3 separate regions of the Homo sapiens genome follow, and all the other regions are linked to region 1. Evidence: chromatin loops called from intact Hi-C (ENCODE). Cell type or tissue: Calu3. All regions are shown on one strand. Each heading gives the region's core, and the rest is flanking DNA. Links, peaks and the distances in the headings are about the cores only.

The links. Peaks named below come from ENCODE experiments on the same cell type or tissue, not always from the same donor. Only the 100,000 strongest peaks of a DNase experiment are listed, where the experiment ranks them.
Region 2: it touches region 1 in a loop (9-fold over the local background); 10 of 110 quality-filtered maps call a loop at or near these places.
Region 3: a loop joins it to region 1, with 8 times the contacts of the local background. A loop is called at or near these places in 18 of 110 quality-filtered maps.

The regions. Positions count from the first base shown.
Region 1 is chr1:104,129,081-104,136,866 of GRCh38, forward strand. It overlaps LOC105378879 (a long non-coding RNA gene), which reads left to right and starts at 3,125. Exons shown (of 3, transcript XR_947656.3): 1 at 3,125-3,273. RefSeq lists an enhancer at 5,792-6,513. In Calu3, for the core only: no CTCF peak of the experiment used is centred there; no DNase peak of the experiment used is centred there.
Region 2 is chr1:103,945,199-103,952,984 of GRCh38, forward strand. No RefSeq gene overlaps it. Among named protein-coding and RNA genes, the nearest start is that of AMY1C, 200 kb to the left of the region's middle. In Calu3, for the core only: no CTCF peak of the experiment used is centred there; no DNase peak of the experiment used is centred there.
Region 3 is chr1:103,784,276-103,792,061 of GRCh38, forward strand. No RefSeq gene overlaps it. Among named protein-coding and RNA genes, the nearest start is that of AMY1C, 38 kb to the left of the region's middle. In Calu3, for the core only: no CTCF peak of the experiment used is centred there; no DNase peak of the experiment used is centred there.

The DNA of each region.
Region 1 (7,786 bases), core at 2,408-4,907:
CTTTCAATCATTGAATGTTTTTTAAGTGCTACCATGTGCTAGACACTGTGCTAGACATGAGGATTCAGACATGAGCTACACATAGTTCCAGCTCTCAGGGACTTTGAGAAGCACAGTATATGGAATAAAGACAACAGACAACTAAATGTTACGGTGTCATAGTCTAGAAAGGGGTAAGAAGAGGAGGATATAGGACATGAATATAAACCAGATTAGGGCAGATGTTTATAATTTTCACGAATTTAATCCTGGATATGTATGAAAGGCAAAACATATCTTAAAAATAGAAATAAATTTCCAGGTATAAAAGATATGGCATGGAGAGAGAGAAGATAAATCTCAGGAATAGACACAAGGAAAACTAGGATGGAATTGGGGCAGCACCCATAGAGGCTTCTCCTTCAGAGCTTCTTCCTATTAATGATTTCCTAGTGAAATACTTTTATGCCTTTACTTCATAGAACAAATTTATCTGTTACTGAAAGAATTTTGGTCAAAATTTATATTTATGCCCTCAAATGCAAAACAATATATTGGAAATCTCATTACTTTCCAAAACAATTGGTAAAATGTCTGATTCATGTGTAGATGTTTGAAAACTCACGTTGACTATCAGCAATAGGGACATGCATCTCCATTGCTACTGGTGCTGTTAGAAGATTCACATTCCCATACCCTATTCATTCCTCTCTCTGGATACTTTGTCACCATCCTGAATTTTTTTTTTCTTTTCATTTTTAGCTTTTGTTCTTGCCTACAGTCATGTAATGAGGAACAAAAATTAAAACAAAAAAATAGAAAGAATGCTCACACAAAAGGTAATAAGAGGTTTGATGAAAGTGATTACATTTGAAGCACTACAAGTATATACAAAGAAAATGACTAGCAAGATTACAAGCAAAGATGCATTTTGCAATTTGTGCATATTGGAGCATTGACCAGCTGCCCTGCAGAGTTACTGAGCCTTCTTGTCTTAGAGTCCTTTGATGCACCAAAATAGTGGAAACTGTCAGTTCCTCTGAGTCTGGTAATTAGCTGAAATTTACTCTTCAACACCCATCTATTCAGCACCATAATGTTTCATAACCAGTGACATACTGTGCCTGCTTCAAACCTACTCTCTTCTCCGTCTTTAAGCTTTTAAAGCTTTTATTCCCCTTCTCACTTGAGAATAAAACTTTTTTCATGAAATCACCTTGCTTTTTTTTAATTAAACATTTTTTATTTTCTTTGTTCTAACAAAAATGTATTCATTTGTGGATTTTTTGCCTTGTTATATTGTAAATGCCAACATTTATGGCCTGGGATGCAAACACTACACATTATTGAATAAAAATCAATGGCTTATTAACAAACATATTGATTGTTTAGTAATGAGATGAAGATATGTTTACATATCATGCACTCTGACCCTATCAATTGTAATGAATCTAAGTTTTTTTCAAATGTTGTAGCTCCATTGTTCAGAAATTAGTGGAAGGCTTCAGCTTGATAAGTAACCCTTGGTAAGTTTGTTTACTGGGAAATGAGGTCCTAGTTGATGTTCTTATGCAGTGTCTAATCTTGGGGAATGGATTACTGATGTTACCTGGAAAAGGCAATGCCTTTGCTTCATCACACCCAGAAGACAGATTCCAAGGCAGTGAGTGACCTGTTGAGATAAGATGGAAGCAGGCTCTAGATCATGGTGAATCATAGCTACTAGGATAAATAATTTGTATAAAGACATCTCTGGAAAGTCTTTGAGTGATCTCAGTGATGTGAATTTATTTGAACTTAGAAAGGTCATTCTGCTGTCAGTATTGAAAAAGGATCAAAGGAGCAATACTGAAGGCAATGAGACTAGCTAAAAGGCTGTAGAAGTAATCCAAGCAGAACATTCTGAGCATTTCACAGAAGCAAAGAAAGGGGAGTAGAGAAGCTGATGGATTTTAGAAATATAAGGAAATCAACTCAAGTGTCCAATAGGATAGCAAAGGGCATGGTAAGCATAAAATATTAATGTGCAAATGGATAACTTTTGAAGTGAAAAGGGCCACTATTTTCATTGCACTGCGTAAGCACACATGAAGTGGGCGTCCTGAGGAAAACTGGGAACTATGGCAACCACAGTGATGTGTCATGGAGAATAATAATAAAAAAAAAATTCACAAGGGCATATATCTATCAGGCACTGTGAAAGTCTTTTCCATAGGTCATTTCACATAATCCAGATACCACCCCATACAGTTAAGTTCAATTCTTACTTGGCCTTTCTGATTTTCAAGTCATTCACCTCACTATTGCAATTATTGCCCTTTCATTCTGAAATGTTGATAAAGAATCTCTTAAAATACCATCCTCAAACAAAATTAGTAATAACATCTTAAGACAGGTGTAACTGATCTTCATATGGGGAAGAGGTAGGAATACTGTCACGCTTTGAGAGGAATTTGTTTGATACCCACATGATCCACGTGAGCATTTCTTGGTTTCCCCTTGCCCAATTTAATGAGAAATAGACAAGTGTAGGAATTACACTCTGAAAAAAGCATAGAGATTTTGTGCTCAGATTCTCTACTGCAGGAAAACAACTGAGACTAGAACTGGTGCTAGCTGAGGGTGATGGAAATCTAGAATGGATATTATGAGAGGAAGAGAAGGAATGTTATTTGTGGTCTTAAGAGTAGGCTGCCATCGTGGGGGCTGTTGTTTTTCCAACTTATTTTCTTGGTTTCCCCCAGTGGTTCATGTTCTAGACTAGTTGAAATAAGCCCATTTTACCAGTCTATACTATTGAATGCAGCTATGAAGGCTGGATAGAATGTATAAAGCAACTACCTGAGATTCTGTAAAGTGAATAGTAGCAGGTAGTTTGGGGAAGAAGACCAGAATTTAGAACCTAAGGGGAGTTTACCTTTGTTTTATTTTTATGCTTGTATCCCCTCACCTCAAATCGTTGTAATTTGAAGCACAGAAGGGGCCCCTGAGACATAGAGAGGAAGAGAGCCAAAGAAGCACTCTAGCACTAGCTCAAGGAGCATGAGAAATTCCAATTTTCTACTCTCCTTTTTTCAAATTTCTTCTATCGCAGTTCCAAAGCATGCTGTGTGCAGGCTCCTGCCTTTTCAACAGGAATCTTAAGCCAAAATTCTGAGATGGGGAAACTTCCTCTCTGATCAGTTGAACTGCAATTCCTTAAAGGATAGGGCTGGAGTTTTTCTTCTCTGCTGGTGTTTTTCTTCTCTACTACGTGGCTCCCAATGCAATCATAGAAATGCAGGGCAAAGTGCGGTAAGTAAAGCCACACCTTTCTAATTAGAAGAATAAAAGGGAGGACATTAGAAAACCAGAAAGTGTGGGAGAGATTGTCCAGAGAGGGTTGCTAGAGAAAAGCATAACCTATGAATTAGTTTATGTGGTCTTGGCATCTCTGCTGAGCTGCATATGCATAGATCTGATTCTCACTGGAATGCCAAAGACTGAGAAGTGGACTAACAGGCCATCTGCTGGTCAATGAGTAGAGTTCATGTGGGAGGTAATCAAACAGCCCAGCAAAGACTTTGAATGCTGAAGTGACAATGCAACCACAGTCCTCAGAAGATAGTTGGAACCTGTGGTCTGAAAAAGGCTGCTTATTTTAAGAGAAAAGAAAAATGTTAAGTTAGAAGGTACTCAATTCCTTAAAGCACTGGATTAGAGAAAAACTTGGGATAAACATACAGTCAATTCCTTCAAATGACCAATTGGATTAGATGCCCTCTCTTAGACAAAAAGAGATTTATGCTCACATCCACTGTCAAAAATAAATCAGCTAGCATTGTAGCTCTGGTAGAAACATGTTTAAGTAGAAATGTGAGAAACATAAAAACAGAACAAAACAAAACATCATGTCTGATCTGTTCATTTTTTCCCCAGGTGTTCAGAATACCATTTTATAAAATGTGCCTAATAATTGAAATCTTAGAATATCAATGCTTTAAAAATTATAGGTCAGATTAACCCTACTAAACATTTAATCTTAAGGGGCATGGTTTTTATAGAAAACATTCTTTCAAATTTAAAAAGCTTTTAAATTATAAATATATATTTTTAGGCTAACAGTGGCTCATGCCTGTAATCCCAGCACATTGGGAGTCCAAGGGAGGAGGATTGCCTGAACACAGGAATTTGAAACCAGCCTAGGCATCATAGTGAAACCCTGTCTCTGTAAAATTAAATATATATAGTTTTAAAAAAACATAAGTCATTGCTTTTGAGTGATATTTTGTTTTATTTTTAAGTGCAAGTAAATAACAGTGACAAATTTTCTATTTTTTTCTAGAAAAATTAGATGAAATCTAGATATTAATTGATGAAATGAATAATTCCCCAAGGAGAATAGTTATTTATTCATGAATTATAAAAGACAATTTATTTATAATATGCTAGAATACAGCTTAATTTTGAAGCAATTTCAGGTAGGGACTAATAATTTTCCCTTATGAATTAAATTGTAAGTGTCATTTCAAAGATATTTTTACTTCAGCTTTGGCTTAATGGCATTTCAAATTTCTAATAATTGGATTATATTTAAAGATTCAAAAGGTAAACAATATTTAGGTTTGTTTTTTTCATTTTATAAACCAAAAACACATTTCCCTGATCTCTTTTCTCACATTCACCAAAGGGGAAAAGAAAAGACAATATAGTTAATAATAAGTGAGAAATTAAATACCATTGTTTTATTCCTATGCCTTATTTGGTAGTATGTTTCAAGAGTGTTACAGTTTCTTTAATGGATTTTAACCTATCCAGATTTACTATTTCTTCTTGTGGGTATTGCAATATTATTTTTTGAAAAAAATATCTTTCTTTAATCTATATCTTTAAATATTTAAATTTATACAACTCATATTTTAAATTTATATCTATAGTTACATTTTTTTCATTACTAATATTCTTTCATTAAGCATTCTCTCTGTCTTAAATTTTAGTCTGGTAGGTAGTTTGCCAATTTTGTCTTTTCAAAAACTATGCTTTTCTTCTCCCCTTAATGTATGATTTTACGTTATCATTTTGTTCCTCATCATGTTATAATACATGCTTTTCACTGTTGCTCTTGAATCCCACTTCCTTTGGCTTCATTTTTCCTTTTGTAGAAAGGATGATTTGTGATTCTTAATGTCTTAAAAGTTTTGATTGTACTCACTGAAAATTTTGCAGTACATAAACTTTTTATATTTACAATTCTATCCTCTCAACACTTTTCTCTTAGCATCTACCTTTGTTTATTGGTGATTTGGGGGTATTTTCTTTTCTTCATTCTTCATGTTGAGCAGTATCTCTATGAGGTGATGAGATATTCATTCAAAAAAAAGTTTATTCTACACTCCATGATTCTACAATCTATGATTATTCTACAAACTATGAAATTTTTCAACCTGTGCAATTTTTACAGTAGGTCATCAGGAAGACATGAGCAGGGCAGGAGAGGGCTCCCCCTGCAACCAGGAATGTCAGGCAACCATTAGGTGATGGTCAGGGAGTTGTTAATTGTCTCTCTAAAATAATAATTTTTCACAGCCAGTGCCAGGGAAAGGCAGTCTCCCTATAGATAGGAAAAAAATCAAAACAAAAAAACTGGTGATCAGCAACTTCCTAATAAGATCTCAGGAGTTGGGTGACTAAGCTTATGCGTGAAGGGGTGGCCTGCCCCTCCATACCTGTGGGTGTTTCTCATCAGGTGAAACGAGAGACTTGAGAAAAGAAAGAGACACAGAGACAAAGTATAGAGAAAGAAAAGTGGGCCCAGGGGACCGGTGCTCAGCATACGGAGGACCCATGCTGGCACCAGTCTCTGAGTTCCCTCAGTGTTTATTGATCATTATCTCTACCATCTCAGAGAGGGGGATGTGGCAGGACAATAGGGTAATAGTGGAGAGAGGGTCAACAGGAAAACATGTGAACAAATGTCTCTGCATCATAAACAAGGTAAAGAAAAAAGTGCTGTGCTTTTCATGTGCATATACATAAACATCTCAATGCCTTAAAGAGCAGTATTGCCTCCAGCATGTCTCACCTCCAGCCCTAAGGCGGTTTTTCTCCTATCTCAGTAGATGGAATATACAATCGGGTTTTACACCAAGACACATTCCATTGCCCAGGGACGAGCTGGAGACAGATGCCTTCCTCTTATCTCAACTGCAAAGAGGCCTTCCTCTTTTACTAATCCTCCTCAGCACAGACCCTCTACCGGTGTCGGGCTGGGGGACGGTCAGGTGTTTCCCTTCCCACAAGGCCATATTTCAGACTATCACATGGGGAGAAACCTTGGAAAATACATGGCATTCCTAGACAGAGGTCCCTGAGGCCTTCTGCAGTGTTTTGTGTCCCTGGGTACTTGAGAGTAGGGAGTGGTGATGACTTTTAACAAGCAAGCTGCCTTCAAGCATTTGTTTAACAAAGCACATCCTGCATAGCCCTAAATCCATTTGACCTTGAGTCAAGACAGCATATGTCTCTGCGAGCACGGGGTTGGGGGTAGGGTTACAGATTAACAGCATCTCAAGGCAGAAGAATTTTTCTTAGTACAGAACAAAATGGAGTCTCTTATGTCTACTTCTTTCTACATAGACACAGTAACAGTCTGATCTCTCTTTCTTTTCCCCACACATGCGTGCACATTAAGAGGCAAAATGGCGGAGCATAACTGTTATGTGATCTTCCAGGGGCATTTGGCGGAAGGGAAGAATGCCTCAAGTGAGGATGCATTCAACTCCAGTAAACACACTGTGCATGCTCCCCTCCCAAGCACATTAGGCCACTGTACATGCGGATAGCCCACCCTACAGGAAGAATCAGGGCAGAAGAGATGCAAGACCCCAGAAGCATGCCAACATAGAAATCCCCAAGTCAAAACGTAAAACCACACACTTGTCCTTCAAGTCACCCACTTGACCCTCTTCAAAGTTTCATTCCTTTCCATCATTTCATTCCTGCTCTAAAGCTTTTTAATAAGCTTTCACTCCTGCTCTAAGACTTGACTTGGCATCTTCTTTTACCTATGTCTCTCAGTCGATTCTTTCTTCTGAGGAGCCATGACTTGAGGTTGCTGCAGACCTCCAGGGATTTGATGTCAGTAACATATTTTGGTGCCATGACTTGGATAGCTTCCACCGCTAATACATTTTGCTGCCGTGTGACTTGGATAACTTCCATCACCAACGTACTTTGGTGCTACATGGCTTGGATACATTCCGTAGTGTTAATATACCTTTATGTCTCACCTTCTTTGGCTGGAGGCATTCAACCCTGTACAAGGTTTTCTTCTCTCCTTTTACTCTCCTGCTTACTAACCAACACCCAGAACAATTCTTCTCAGTCATAAGTAACTCTTCTCCACCCAGCTGATCTCTCAGCTCACATGGATGGGTGGCTTTTGGGGGTGGAAAGGATCTTGGGGTCTGCATTGAGTAGAACTGAAGCACTAATGGCCCTCTTGGACAGGAGGCTTGTGAGAGTGGTAGGTCTAAAGCCTAAAACCGTGCAATGTCTTGGGTTTCCTCTGCCTTTTCAATTAAAACCGTCTGTTTCCCAAAAACCTGCACTGCCTATTCTCTCGTTTTCTCTGTGTGTGTTTTACAATGGCCTTGTACACTTGCTGGACCATCCACCTCAGGGGCAAGTCTGCCTCTTTGCTTTCACTTTGCATTCCATGGGATTTCTTAAACACACACTCCCTGCTATTCATGTGCTCATGACTTTTACTGCATTTGCATGTCAGCAAAGACAAGGGCTCCCTTGAGGATATCCCCTGAGATTTATA
Region 2 (7,786 bases), core at 1,776-4,275, 180 kb before region 1:
AAATAGAGAGGATGATGTTATAAAAAAGTTATTCAAGGAATATTGAAACCACTGAGTGCCTAGCAAAATAGATGAAATATGAAAGTCGTCCATTATGAAATTTCAAACCAAATATGATTTAGCTTTTGGTCATGGCAGTTTGGCTTGCATTAGACCAACTCTCCTGCTGAACACAATTAGAAAAATTGATAGAAAATCTACATAAAACCTAAAACACGTTGGCAGGAAATTGTAGGGTTCTGAGTGCCCAGAGAAATTGACACCTGGGCTTCGGGTGAGAATGTTCCTTTGCCCCTAGAAACTTCTTTCCTCATTGGGAGAGAGACAGAGCTAGCCCAGAATATAGTCCTATAAAGAACAGGCTTTGGAGCTATAGAATGTACCCAGCAGGAGGCTGGTATACGTTTTATTTGCATTTTTAAGTTGTTCATATATGCTGTGTACACTTTTCAGTATGTGTAATAAAATTAATAAATAATAATATAAAAATATTGAAAAGAGCTCCTTTGTTGGAGTTCTGAAGACTTTGGATAAGAAAGAACATAGTGTTTTGGGGCTCAAGTAACTTACTTTAAGAATGATCTGGTGGAGGAGATTGCCTCACTTTGTTAGTACACTCTGGGGCTCTGGTCTGCTGTGGGGCTAACATTGTGTTTTGAGTAGGAGGAAATGTTGTCAGCAGCTCTGAAAGCTCAAGAGTGGGGGTGGTGACTTTGTATGCACAAGTTACCTTCCCGATGTCATTACCACGGAGAGCTGTAACTGTAGAAGAGGAAAGTCGATAGCCTTGGATTCTAAGGAGATTTGCTTCTATGTGCCAAGAACAAGGGCAGAAGGAGGAAACAGGAAGTGTATTTATACTTTGCTTGGATATAACTGGTAAACCAGATTCATAGAATACAGCAAGTGTTTTAAGCTGTTCATATTGTTGCACACAACATATGCAACATTAATTATATAACTTTGAATCAGAATTGAAGGTCTGTAAAATGCTTCTGAAATCTTATCACATATAACCTAAATAAATCTTTGTGAGATATTATACTTTTTCTGTCTTCTCCATTAAGCTGAATCTTGAGAATGGAATTATGTCATTTATTTCTATATACGTGTCTGCCTCATCTTGTTTCTGAATGGAATGAATCTTATTTCTATTTTTCAAATGGACAAAGTTGATATTTTAAACTTACAAAGTTGAGATTTCAACTAAGATTTGAACTAACTCTTCTTGATAACAAACATGGAAAATACTTGAAATAACTTTAAACTGTTATTTTTTTAATATTAAGCATGTTTTATAAATTAAAATTAGAGGTCATTATAAACAAGCAGCATTTAAGCAGAAATGTCAGATGAATGCTCACATGGGGAAATGCAGAGTCGGAATGGATCATGGTTATAATGGGTCTTACACAGACCAACCCTATCCATGAGGGTTTTCTCTGAGTTGTGGTAAAGTTAATAGAAAAATGTGAATTTTAAAAAAAGATAAATTTATCTAATTCAACATAACATAGTTAATTTAAAATCACATATCTCCTACTTTTTTTGGTGGTTAAAACTTATTTGTTCATAACATCATGGTAAAAAAAATAGTATTATTTTTGTAACACAAGCTGAATTTGGAACCACATATCACCCATTCAATTCTAAAACTATTATTTCTTACTAATAAAGTGATAGAATGATTATAATTTTTCTGTCATCTCTGAGGCAATATAAGCTGACTTTTAAAGTTAAATTATTTACATCATTTGCCATATAAAACTGGAGCACAACTTATTCCTACAGTAAATATTTCTAGAAGGAAAGACATGGTCACATGGCAAACAAAGCTAAATCCAGGATAAAAATGCATCCATCCATAATTCTCTTTCAGAGATGGTACCTTAAGAGGAACATTGTTTGCTTACATGTGCAATTAGGTTTTTAATTAGAGTGTTAAAACTTGAACAGAAACCTCATACGTAGCTAATTAAAAAATAACCAGCTTGCACTCCAATCAGCATACCTGGGTGGTCTTTGACTAGGAAATATATAGATTACTTTATTCAGATTTGGATTATTTTTTGTTCTACCAAAGTAGGAGAGACATAATTCAGTACCCTACTCTGCTTTTCTTTCTCCTTTAAATTTGAATTTGAGTACAAATGACTTTAAATTAGGCTGTTTGTTTCCATAGTGAGTTTAAGGACTTACCCATCAATGTGCAATTTCTTCAACCAACATTACTGTTACAATTTTCTCTGATATAAATAATCCAATTTCTAATAATAATAATAATGATAATTTTAATTTAAACATCTTGCAATGACATTTTTGAGAAAGTATTATAGTCAAAAGTAGATCAAAATCTGCCTTGGGTGCTGGAGGTATAGCAAATTTTCAGGTAAAGGACATTTGACAGGCTTTATATGTTACATAATTTTCTTGTTTTATACATAGATCACATATATGTATATGTATACATAAAGCAATTATTTATGTAACAATTATATATGCATATATGTAAAACAATAGTAACATAGTAGGAATAGAAATTTTCTACCAAGTTTTCTTTTTAGAACAAAAGATTTTCTTACAGAAAGAAATGCTAACATCATACTGTATCTTAGGAAAAAAAAATGTTGTTTGTGGAGCTTTGAGAAAGATAGCATCTGCCAATCCAATAACTCAGCACCTACAATTCTGCTGTATTGTCTGTAGTTAGAATATGAACTGGGAAAATGACAATATATTTTTTCCCCAGGATTGCTCTATGAAGAAGACTCTGCTGGAAATTTGTTGAAGGACAGCAAAGGGAAACAAAAAAAGTAAGAAAATATCTACATCAGGTATTATGAAATAATTTACCTCACTGAATTTTATCTCCATGATAATTGTTCTACTTTTAGCACCCTTCTTTCTCCCTCCCCTTTCTTTAGGTTAATAGAAATAAGCAAATGGAAAACAATTGAGATAATTTTACTCTAAATTATTTCTCAAAATTATTATAATAACAGACTAAGTTTGGTTGTCACCTGCAGCATGACTCTTCCTGCTGTCCCTCTGTTTACTCTCCTGGCTAAGGTGTGTAGCTCATGTTCTCCCACAATCGTCTATTTATATCTATGAGAACACTTACTGCGCTGGTGGAATATTCTATTTATGTGTTGATTCCCTTTCTTGGAATGTAGACTTCTTGAGAATTTTCAAATGTTGAAGTCATTTTTGTGCTTCCAGCACCTAGCACAGTGCCTGATACATAGTAATACTCAACCAACGTTTCTTAAATAAATATCTATCAGCAGGGAACTAATAGATAAGTATACTTAAGTTGAAGTTTTTCGGGCACATATTTGAGTATAAGAACAATTTTTAAAAGTCAGATGTTTAGCTGTCTTAAAAAGCCTAAGTAGTTAACTTTGCATCAATATTGTAGAGCAAATACTTAATCATGGAAAAAAAAAAATCTTAAGTCTTATGCTTTTCACTGCTATCTTGCTATTTTAAAATTTGTCCTGAAGGTGGCAACATTGAATAATTTTCTGCACATTTTTCTAAATAAAGCCTTTATGGCCACTTTTAATTAAAGTTTTATATTTAGAAATAAACACGTTTCCCCCACTTTCTATTGTATTGTAGAAGAAAATATTTTATGGATTTTTTATTTTTTTACCTAGTAACCTTGAATATACATGTTGAAAGAAGCTGTTTGCGACTTTTAAGAATAAAACTTAACCCAAATAAGGTTCAAGGTAGAGCTACTCAAATGTCCAAATGTAAGATAGGGATTAAACACAACATATGTTTTCTGCCAAGCAAATTTATATCAATAGACATGCTTAACTGTAAGTGTAAATCAATGCTAGTTCTTTTTAGGTAAAAACTTATTTTCTTGCTATAGTGATTCAAATTCAACAGAATATTTTTAGTATCCAATGTGATCTGTTAATAAAGGAATACAGATATTTGTCAGGAATTGCTTTAACAAATAACAAGAAACAAGTAACCAGAAACTTAAAAAATTCTGCCATCAACAACTACTTTGTAAAGTTATCAACAATGGAATATATTTGATTATCACACTTAGGAATTCATTATTTTATATTCTATCTTCCATTTTTGGATGTTAGCTCATTAATAAACAATGCTTTAATAACTTATGTTCATCCCAATCTTTAAAGTCTTACTGTGAAACAGAAAGGTAGCAAGTCATGTGTCACAGAGGTTAATTAACTTATATAAGAACTGTCAATGGTAAAGCCAAAAAAGGAACTATGCATTTTGTATCTGTGGATGGTGACAAGTGCTCATGTTTATAAGTCTATCATTGTCATCATAGACTGTTCAGTCTCTTAACGTGGCTTCTGCGAGATAGGCTAATATCTGTTTTCATGCTATTTTATATTAGGATTTTGTTGTATGTGCAATTTATGTTTTGACTTATAGCTTTTTGGGCTCTATGCACTAGTGATGCTTGCAATAAAAGAATTCTAATGCATCACTTCTTAATGCTAATATGCATACTCATTTCTATTCCTTATTGCTAAACACATTTAGAATATTGTCTTAGATTCTCTAATGAGACTCTTTTAAATTGAAAGGGGTTTAGCAGGTAGAGAAGCTACATGATCAGATGAAGACAATATGGAGGAATCATCAAAACCAGATGTGTGTGAGAGAGTGAAATGCTGTAAGGCAAGCAAGAAGAGACTGATGCATGGGGAGCTTAGAGGGAACTGGACAGTGCCTGAGGCAACATGAAACAGATGGAGCTTTCTGCCAGGTGCAGTGAGAATGCACCCCAGACACTGTATGCACAGGTTTTAAAGATTCTGCACATGCATACTCTATTAAAAGGCAGGACATATTCCAACATCATAATTTGCCAAAGTAAAGTTGCCAGATAAAGAAATTAAATAGGTGGCATGTTCTAGGGTGTAAATTTCTTTGCCACTGCATCTTGGAGAGACAATATTTTTCTTTTCCTTGGCTTTAGTCCAGGCTCACTAATGTTAGTTGGCATTCTTGCTTCATTCAAGGACTCCTTCCACTTTGCTCAGGATAAGCAGAATCCACCTGGGCCACATAGATCATATATGGCCCTAATCTTAGATGGGCATGCCCCTCTGATTTTAATGATCAGAACTCTGGACCACGTCTCTACATCTGCAAAGCCACAGACTTTCTAATCATGAACAGAGACCAATTACTCCACCAGTCCTCTTTTTTGATCACATACTAAAGGCTATTAATTCTCCTAGAATTTATCCCATATTGTGTTAATATTAAGATAAAAAGAGTACTTGAAACAATGTGCTTTTCTTAAAATGATGACTGTAGGAAAATTCTGTTTCTAAAAATAAGTAGTATTTGGTAATAAAAGTATATATTTTTATTTTTAGATAAGTAATCACATAATATATACATCATAAATTTTTGTTCCACTACATTTAATAATTCTAAAAAGCTTAATGATTCTCAGTCTATTAACTTGAACTTAAATAGACAATAAAAGAAACCTCGTGACTAAACAGGTATGGGAACATGTGTTCCCTGGTTATGTTTTGTCTTCTAGGTCTTTGGGGGAATATTCAATTATTTAGTCATCAAAAATAAATAAAAGTTCCAGAAATGCTTTATATAAAACTATGCAATATCTTATATGTGGGAAGACTGGCTCATTATTGAAACTCACACACACAAATACACAGACACACACACACCCTGCTGCAGGATGGCAAAACACTTTCCTATGAAACACCCCCTGTATACATACATTATAACTTCTATCACAGTGCATTGCAATTTTTTTATTTGTCTGTTTTTCTTATTTTAATTTGATTCCCATAGATTTGGGAGTTTATTTTACTGTCCTTTATATCCTGAGAGTCCCACATGATGCATGGCACACAATAATAGATACTGAACAAACGCTGTTAACTGATAGGTTGAATGGATAAATCTTCATTGGAGTAGTTTGGTAAACAAATATACTTTAATGGTTCTAGAATCTCTAAAATGGGAGCTTTGAGTATGGTAATCTGGTGGAAAGGGTGAGCTGAGGACTTGTTGTGAAATTTTGTTTTGCCATTTATTTTACTTAGAAAGCATATTGTTTGGAGTGGCTAACTCCAGTGGCATGTTGCTTGGAGTGAAGAAACAGAGCTGAGGTTTCAAATATTTTGAACCAGTACTTCTCAATGTAATGGATAAAAAATTTTATAACACATTTCAGCTTTAAGTACTTTGGAAATTTTGCCTTGGGAAAGTTACAGAATCAAAGAAAAGTAATTATTGAATAATAAACAAAATATGTTAATTTTCTACATTTCTTAAAATAATTTTTGCATTATAAGGTCTCACTTACGTAAATGACAGAAACCCAATTCAATTTAAGCAGAGGAAGAACTTATTGATTCATGCCAGATAGCAGATCTAGTTTTAGAAATAGCTGAATTCAGGGATATAAATTTAAAGGTTTGTTCACCTATCATTTTGTCCAACTTACACTGTATTCACTTAGTTCCCAGACTGGTTCTACATACAAGTAACAAATACCTCAGCTAGCGCTAAGCTAACACACTTATTGCTATTAATGGAGCAAACCTTAATTTCAGAATCCTGGTGGAGGGACTCATTGGCTCAGCATAATCTTGTGCTCTCTCTGAACCAATCACATGGCTTTGGAAGCAGAAAAAAACATTATATAAAATGGTTACTTTTTCATTAACTACAACTCCTTGAAAATCAGATGATCAGACAAACAAAACAATGTGTTTCTTAGTGAATAACCTGATTCTGCTTGGTCCAAACCATCCTGAACCTGGAACTCTTACTGAGAAAAATTCTTTTTATAGGTAAACCAAATCTTCTCATTAACCTGGCCTGGATCATGTGCTTTTGTCAATGACTAGCGGTGGAAGGGGAATGTGCCGCACCTAAAACATGTGGAATTTGTTCTGTATAGAAAATAAGGTTCTAAAACAGGATAAAAAGGAAGGAAATCTTTGATTATGATGAGGCAAAATAAAAATTACAGATTATATACATATTTTTTGAGACGGAGTTTTGCTCTTGTTGCCCAGGCTGGAGTGCAATGGCGTGATCTCCAGCTCACTACAACCTCCGCCTCCTGGATTCAAGCAATTCTCCTGCCTCAGCCTCCCCAGTAGCTGGGATTACAGGCATGTGCCACCACACCTGGCTAATTTTGTATTTTTAGTAGAGACGGGGTTTCTCCATATTGGTCAGGGTGGTCTCAAACTCCCAAACTCAGGTGATCCGCCCACCTCGGCTTCCCAAAGTGCTGGGATTACAGGCGCGAGCCACATGCATTATAATTTTTATGATATAACTTATGCATGGTAATTTATATCATTCATTCATAATTTACTTAAAATATATATGTTACCTATCTACTTAGGGCCAATTATTTGAATGGACATTGGGTTACAAAAGGAAAAAGTCAAAGATCCTACATCCTCCAGCACTTACCTTTATACTTTGTTGTTTTCCTCTCATTCATTTCTCTTTTCTTGCTTAGTGATTCTTTGGCCTTTCTCACAGCTCCTGAGCTTTAATGCAAGATAAACGTTCTCTTTTTCTTAATTTCAGAATCCTGGTGAAGGGACTCATTGGCTCAGCATAATCTTGTGCTCTCTCTGGACCAATCACATGGCTTTGGAAGCAGAAAAAAACATTGTATAATATGGTTATTTTTTCATTAACTACAACTCCCTGAAAATCAGATGATCAGACAAACAATACAATGTGTTTCTTATGCATAAAAGCACTTTTTAGT
Region 3 (7,786 bases), core at 1,776-4,275, 350 kb before region 1:
AGCGAGCCGAAGTATAATCTGCAGTGGGCAAAAAAGAGGAAGTAAAACTGTAACAAAACTTTTTCTGCTATTCTCTCAACCATTAACACTAAAGTTAACATATTTTAAATTTGTGAAGTGAAAAAAAAGTAATAATTGTGCCACTCAAAATATACTGCCACAAAATGAGAAAATATACTGTCATAAAATAATTGATGCTGGGTGGTATTTGTTGTTACACTATCAATATAATTAATATAGCAATAGTCAATATTTAGGTTCAAAATTATTGGCTCAATCCTGAAATTAATTTAAAATTTGTTAAGTTTTTACTGAAACTAACCTAGTGAAAGATGCACAGAGTTTTTCCCATATTAAAAATACTGATTCTTGGCCAGACGCGGTGGCTCACGCCTGTAATCCCAGCACTTGAGAGGCCGAGGCAGGCAGATCAGGAGGTCAGGAGTTCAAGACCAGCCTGGCCAATATGGTGAAACCCCGTCTCTACTAAAAATACAAAAATTAGCCAGGCATGGTGTTGGGCACCTGTAATCCCAGCTACTTGGGAGGGTGAGGCAAGAGAATCTCTTGAACCCAGGAGGCAGAGGTTGCAGTGAGCTAAGACTGCACCACTGCACTCCAGCCTGGGTGACAGAGCAAGACTCTGTCTCAAAAAATAAATACATAAATAAATAAAAATAAAAATAAAAATACTGACTCTTGCATAGAGGCTCAATTCATCCTCTTCCTTTGGTTTGTCTGGCCTTCCTTCACTTGTCACTCCTACCTTCCAAAAATATATTTTGTCTGAATAATTTATCCTTACATTTCTACCTGTGAATTATAAATATATAGTTAGTATATATATATGTAATATTTATTTAAATATAAATAAACACAACATCACACACTTTCACACAGAATCCTTTTAAGCTTACTTATTAATCATTTAATAAGTAAGATGTTAATCATTTAACATCTTTACTATGTTACTTAGATAAGTGGCTTTTACTTTCTGGTAGAAGATGTTTATAAATAACAACTTTTAATTATAAAAAGATTTTAGTATGCTACCATGAGTCTAAAATATAATTTCACTAACATATCCTAGAGGTCAAGCCGGTAGTGAATATTTGTCTTTTTAAGCTACCTGATGGTTAAAGTAATGTTAGCATTCAGAAAGAACTAGGAACAGAAGATACATTATCTTTTGATTCTATTTTCATAACAGTATTGCTTAAGGTGACAGAGTAGATGGTCAGCAATGTATAGCCAGAGCATAGAATTAACCAGAATGATTTCAATATGTGTATAACTGAGACATAAGTATGTGAGCCTCCATCTCTACGTTCAGCTCTGTCAATTTTGATATATAATATTCCATGTTGCATAATAACATTATTTGTAGAAAAATAATCAATTTAGTAATTAAAATTTATTTATGCTAGAAACACTATTACATGTTATTTTTAAATTATTAGAATTTTATTTTTCCATTACAAATGTGTTCACAATTACTCATTTTAATTTTATTTAACTTATATTGCACTGAATATATTTATATGACTCAATCACATAAAAACATAAAAGAATATTGTGTATCTCATATATATATGATATATATGATTTTTTCCATTACAAATGTGTCCAGAATTACTAATTTTAATTTTATTTAACTTATATTGCACTGAATACATTTATATGATTCAATCATATAAAAGCATAAAAGAATATTGTGTATATCATATATATATTATATATATATGATATCATATAATATATATTTTAGTATTATTTTATTATAAGGATAAAGTATTCTATTTTCTCACAACCTATGGAATAAGGAATTTTTTCTCCAATCTCTCTCATTTCCACTTAATCTAGCCTAGGGGTAAAGCATACTTCTCTTTAATTTTCTGTTTTAAAATAAAAGTGGATTTAGGGAAGATGTTCATATTTAGCAGTCTTTAAGGGATATCATAATAAATAATATAATATTATTTGACGCTTGTAAGTAGTCATGCCCACAAAAAGATGCAAAACTAAAGCATATTGTTGTATTATTTCTTTCCAGTTTTGTCTGACTTTCTGTTGCTACATTTGGTATGATTTTCACCCTGGCAATATATTTAGAAGTTACATGACACATCTGATTGCGCATGGCTATGTCTTAAAATATTATAGAAACCTAAAAACTGTTAATTTTGAACTGCTAAGTAAATATTTCTCTACTTTCTGAAAACATTAAATAAGCAGTAGTTTTATTTTGACCTTAAATTTCTGAATTTTATACATTATTCTTTTACATTTAAATTTTTATATTGACAGAAATAGGGCTGGATATTGAATAAATATAGTATGTTGCCTGGTATAAGTGAAAATCAATAAAAACAAACAAACAGAAAACAAATCATGAGGAAATCCAAATTAAATTTATTATAACCAGCCCTAATTCTTTACCCTTCAGGTCCATTTTTACTGTCATCTTACCTGTAGACTTTTTTTTTTCTACTTCTAGCTTATAACTGTCTTTTATCATCAAGAGAGAAAGTGGCTCATCAATGTACACATTTCCAAGGGAAAATGTTCTGTTTTCTCACAACCTATGTATTGAGCAATTTCTTCTTCAATCTTTCTCATTTCCACTTAATCTAGCCTAGGGGTAAAACATACTCCTCTTTAATTTTCTGTTTTAAAATACGAGTGGATTTAGGGAAGTTGTTTATATTTAGCTGTCTTTAGGGGAAAAAATGTCCTCCTAGATTATTTTAAATTTGTGACTAAGAATGAATTATAAGACAACTCAACATCTGAAAAATATGCATGTGCTATATATAAATCAATTATTTAGAGCAGGAGTCTTAATTGTCTTCTGGGCTAATAATAGCTGAATTTTCTATAACAATGTAATAAAAGAGCTCCAAGAATTTTAAAATATATTGGAATCAAAAGCATTGATTAAGGGATTTAAAAATAATTAAATGAATATTTATTGTTGCTATGTCTATACAAGGTCACAGAGAAGAAGAAGATGCTTAGTTTTCAAGAAAGAAATAGATTTTTGCTCAATTTTCTTTCTCTTTTACTCTTATTAAATGCTTTATAACAATGGTTTGGTAACCAAATTAGGTATTTCAGCAGAAGATTAAATTACAACACTGTTGACTGGGGAAGCAGGAAAAAAAAGAATTAGTTATAGTTCTTTTTACTTTTTTAGTCTTTTATAGTTCTTGTATGGTTTTCATTGGTATCCCTCCTTTTTCCCCTCTTTAGTGCTACAAAATTAGGGCTCTGTAGTGCAGCTGATAGTTTAGTCATCCCACCTAGGAGAGTTTAAGAGCTGGATATTAGGGCAGGGGATTAGGTAATTTTTCTTGTCATTATCCAGAGTTCTGTTAAAGTAATTTGCACATCAGGAAAATAGATATACTTGTTATTGCTTTTATTGTCTAGTAGGTATTTAATATTAATTATTTGGGTTAAATAATATGCAGTATGTCTTATAGTTTTTAGATCATAATAGATTATATTATATAATAAGTTAATTATTTAATAAATTAAAAATTTCCCTCTAAAGATAGCAGTTACATCCTGGGGAAAAAATCAAAACACTGGAAAATATTAAAATGTTTTAAAAGTGGTCATTAGTATAGGCCCTCAGTACAGAAAGAATCCCACTGTGTCTGTCCTTTTTTATGTTTTTTTTCATAGCAATTTAAGTTTTCCAGGAAAATTTTGCAACTTTTATCTCTGGAAAAATAGAGTAGGAATATAGATTAAAACAAAAACATTAAATGATATAAGGGGAATGTTCTTCCTAACCAGCCTTTGCTAAAATGTCCGTGCCATTCTGACAAGAATAGTGAGAGAATAGAAATGTTTCTTTTCTCCAGGATGCCTTTTTAGTTGGAGGTATCCTGAAAACTAGCAACTCTCTGCTACTTAGCTATTTAATTTATTTCCAAATGTTTGTTTCTTGATCCTTGTCTTGTCGTTATTTATATTTCATTATAATTTTCTCAGGAGCAGTGGGTTAAATCAATGACTATTTCTTTTACAAATTTCTTTAAAGCCTAGGAAGATGTTTTAAATACAGTGGTTACTTAAAAATGTTGATGATTGTTAGTCTAATGTTTAAGAAGCGAAATAAAATTAACATTTTTCCTTCAATATGTGATTTTAAGATGTCCTAAAAATCAAAGTACATGATTTTTTTCATCCTATCTTTGTATGTTATAGGTCAACAGAATTGGTTAAGAATAAGGAAATGTGAAGCAGAATTATTTTGAAATGTCTTTGTCACAAGGTGGCACTGCTGTTTCAAATATCAGACTATGCCTAACATTTCTATTTTTGGGCAGTATTTTAAAATGTTTAAAATATTTTGTGAATCTGTCATGCTACTTTAAGGAGCTTAGATTTCAGAAGAACATTTAAAAAGAAGCATCCACAATTAGTATTGCCTATTGGCTACAATTTTTGCAGGTTTTTCTTCCTTTCCCATCAAAGTCTGTGAAATTCCCTCTCTCAGGCATCCAGTTTTGATTGAATTTAGATATCCTAATCCAATCTAAAGCCCTTAGGGAAAAAACAATCACACAGACCTACTTCTATTTTTGATTTTCATTTCTCTAGTGACTGGTTCAGAAAAAAATTGATTCCATATTACTAAATGCCATTAGTAGGATGTGGCAATCAACATTTTTCCATTAGTTATCAGGTTATTAATTATTACTTTAAGAAAGAGAAATAAATGGGGGATTCTGAACCAGCATTTTGTAAAGAAGGCAGTGCCACAGAACTTATTACCAAAATACATTTCATATCCACAAAGTTGAAATAAAAACAGTAAAATAACATCCCATGCTCATATGGTCTGTGATTATTAACATTTATTTAGGCTTATTTTCATTGTACATATGGTCATGGTTCTTAATTATAATTACAGTGTATCATTTTTTACATGTAGTTTTACTCTGAGAATAAAGTATCTGAGCTACAGAAGCTGGAGGTAAGAGGTGATGCTCATTAGGCGGGTTAGAAAGATTAATAAGAATAAAGTTTGCTGAAGGCAAACAGTCACCTTCACAAGTATAAAGAGAAAAGAAAAATACTAACACAACCTTCCTTACTGAAGTTGCCAAGAGGTACAGAATTTGTGTAAAACACAGCTTTAGAAAGAATAGCACAACGGTTTTTAAACTTAGCAAACCTTATTCTTAAGGCATATTCTTAACCTGCTTGCTGTATAAATAGCTTGTGTGTTTGTCTTTAGGCTTAACTCATGATTTGGTTATGCTAGCACACATGAGTAGGATACCAAAGTTTTGTAGATACACATTCGACAGCTAATCTGTGATGAGCCAGTCCTCTGAATATCTTTTTTATTAATTACTTGGAAATAAGAAGAAGGAAAAGGAAGAAAAGAAAGAGGATTGTAGAATCCTAAAGAAAAAAAATAATAACAAAACAAACACAAACCCTCAAGTCAGAGATTCCTATACTGATGTCATCTAATCAGAGAACCTTTCCTCGGCTGCCCCTCACTCTTCACCCTATGTCCTAACATGGGACATACCTACTTCCATGTTGCCTTTCTCCCTCTCTAGACTATAAACTCATGGGGACAGAGTAATCATTTTGTTCAAAGCTGCATCCTCAGTGTCTCAACCATTCAGAAGATAATAGGTGTCCCAAATATTTGTTCAATAAATGAATGAATTTTTATACATCATGGATTTAGAGATGTGTTTACTTTTTTCCCCATCATAATAAGCAGCTTTTAATAGATAACAAATTTTGGGTGTCATTCAATGCCTGAAATCTGGTTTCACTTAACTGACTAAAACTTTTGGGTGCCTCATGTTGCTTTTCTCTATCCAATCTGCAACATAAAACATATAAGAGTTATGTTACAGTTTGAGTAATAAGAATATTTGAGCTGTAGCCACCAACAGGACTCACCAACTGGCGTTAACTTAATAAACTCAGAATATTTTAAGTCTGACTTTAGCGTTAGACATACAGAAACTCAGTCTTCTTATTGACCTGAAATAGTATTATTTTCAGAATCTGGTTGTGAAGCTAAGATAACCAACTCAAACTGAAACTGGAGCATGCTTGCCCTCTGGGGTTAGCTGGCTTAGTGGCATAGCCAAAGTATTAGCTGAGATGGATGCAGACAGGTATAGATAAGAGTTAGGTGAGAGCTTCAACTCTGGCCTTCAAACATGGTTTCCAAACTTTTTCTCTACCTGCTTCTATGAAGTTTGGGGATATAGGGTAAAATAACTTACCTTGAACCCTAAGCTATAACTTAAATATATTCAATATGTTTACACACTTTATAATTTACTTCATAATATACTCATTAAAAAAATAAAAATTGTCTGATCCTATCAAAATGTGATTCTCTAGGTTGCTGCTCTCTTCTGTGGCTTCATATATTTCAGACACACTGCCTGTAACAGAGTTGCCAGCTTGATAAATGTAGCATAATCCATCATTCATTCATTTATGTATTTAATCACTTATACAAAATTTGAGTACTTAGTATGTGGCCAGTAAGGTGCCATGTACTTGGGAAACAAAGATAAGCAAGACAAGTTTGGGAGTAAAATTAATAAACAAAGATAAGTACAGTGTGGCTAATGGTAGAGGTGAGCGTGAGTTAGGGGGGAATTTTATTAGAAAAACCTTCTTGGGGCAGGGCGCGGTGGCTCGCGCCTGTAATGCCAGCATTTTGGGAGGCCGAGGCGGGTGGATCACAACGTTAGGAGATCGAATCCATCCTGGCTAACACGGTGAAACCCCGTTTCTACTAAAAATACAAAAAAGTAGCTGGGCGTGGTGGCGGGCGCCTGTAGTCCAGCTACTCGGGAGGCTGAGGCAAGAGAATGGCGTGAACCCGGGAGGCGGAGCTTGCAGTGAGCCGAGTTCACGCCACTGCACTCCAGCCTGGGCAACAGAGTGAGACTATGTCTCAAAAAAACAGAAAAGAAAAGAAAAACCTTGGATGAGTACGGTTTAACAAATGGAAAAGACAGAGGGAGGGGAGTAGAAGAGTTATGAAGACAAGAATTAAGAAGAAATATTAACTTCTCTTTCTTAAGATAATTTCTCTTATTTAAGAGAAAATTTAAAATTATTTACAAACTACAACTCTACATAGAGATATGCATGCTATCATAATAGATAAATCAAGAATTTGAACCAGAATATTTGTAAAAAATGTTTAAACAGGCACTTTCAAAGTTTGCCTTTTCCTTTTTTTTTTCTTTTTTTTTTTTTCATTTCGATTAGAAATGTGACCTTAAGTGGCATTTTTTTGTTTGTTCGTTTAGGTACATCAATACTTTAGTTTTGCTGCCTAGGAGTTGCATAACATTTTTTCTATGGATTGTAAGATAGTCTATCAGTATATTAACCATGTGTTTTTATAAAGACAGATACCACTTTAAATGTATTTATTAGTTTTGAGATGATCCAGGTTTGAGAACATTAAAATGTTTAAAGAGCATCAAATAATGAAGGAAAAATGGTATGTTTATGTAAATTTATTTCATCTGAGCATATCTCTGCTCTGATTATATAGTCTTCAACTTTCAAAATGTAAAATCATTTTCTTTATTTTCAAGTCCTGTGTGGACATTTTACTGTTACTTCCATATACTAGGCTTATGTTTGTCATTGTTAATATATGTTTATCTATCAAAAAATTCTGCTTCTATATCTGCATTCTTCTGTGTGCAAGAAATAGAGAGAAAAGAGAGAGGAAAGAGAGGGAAGTGAAATTATGTTGAAATTT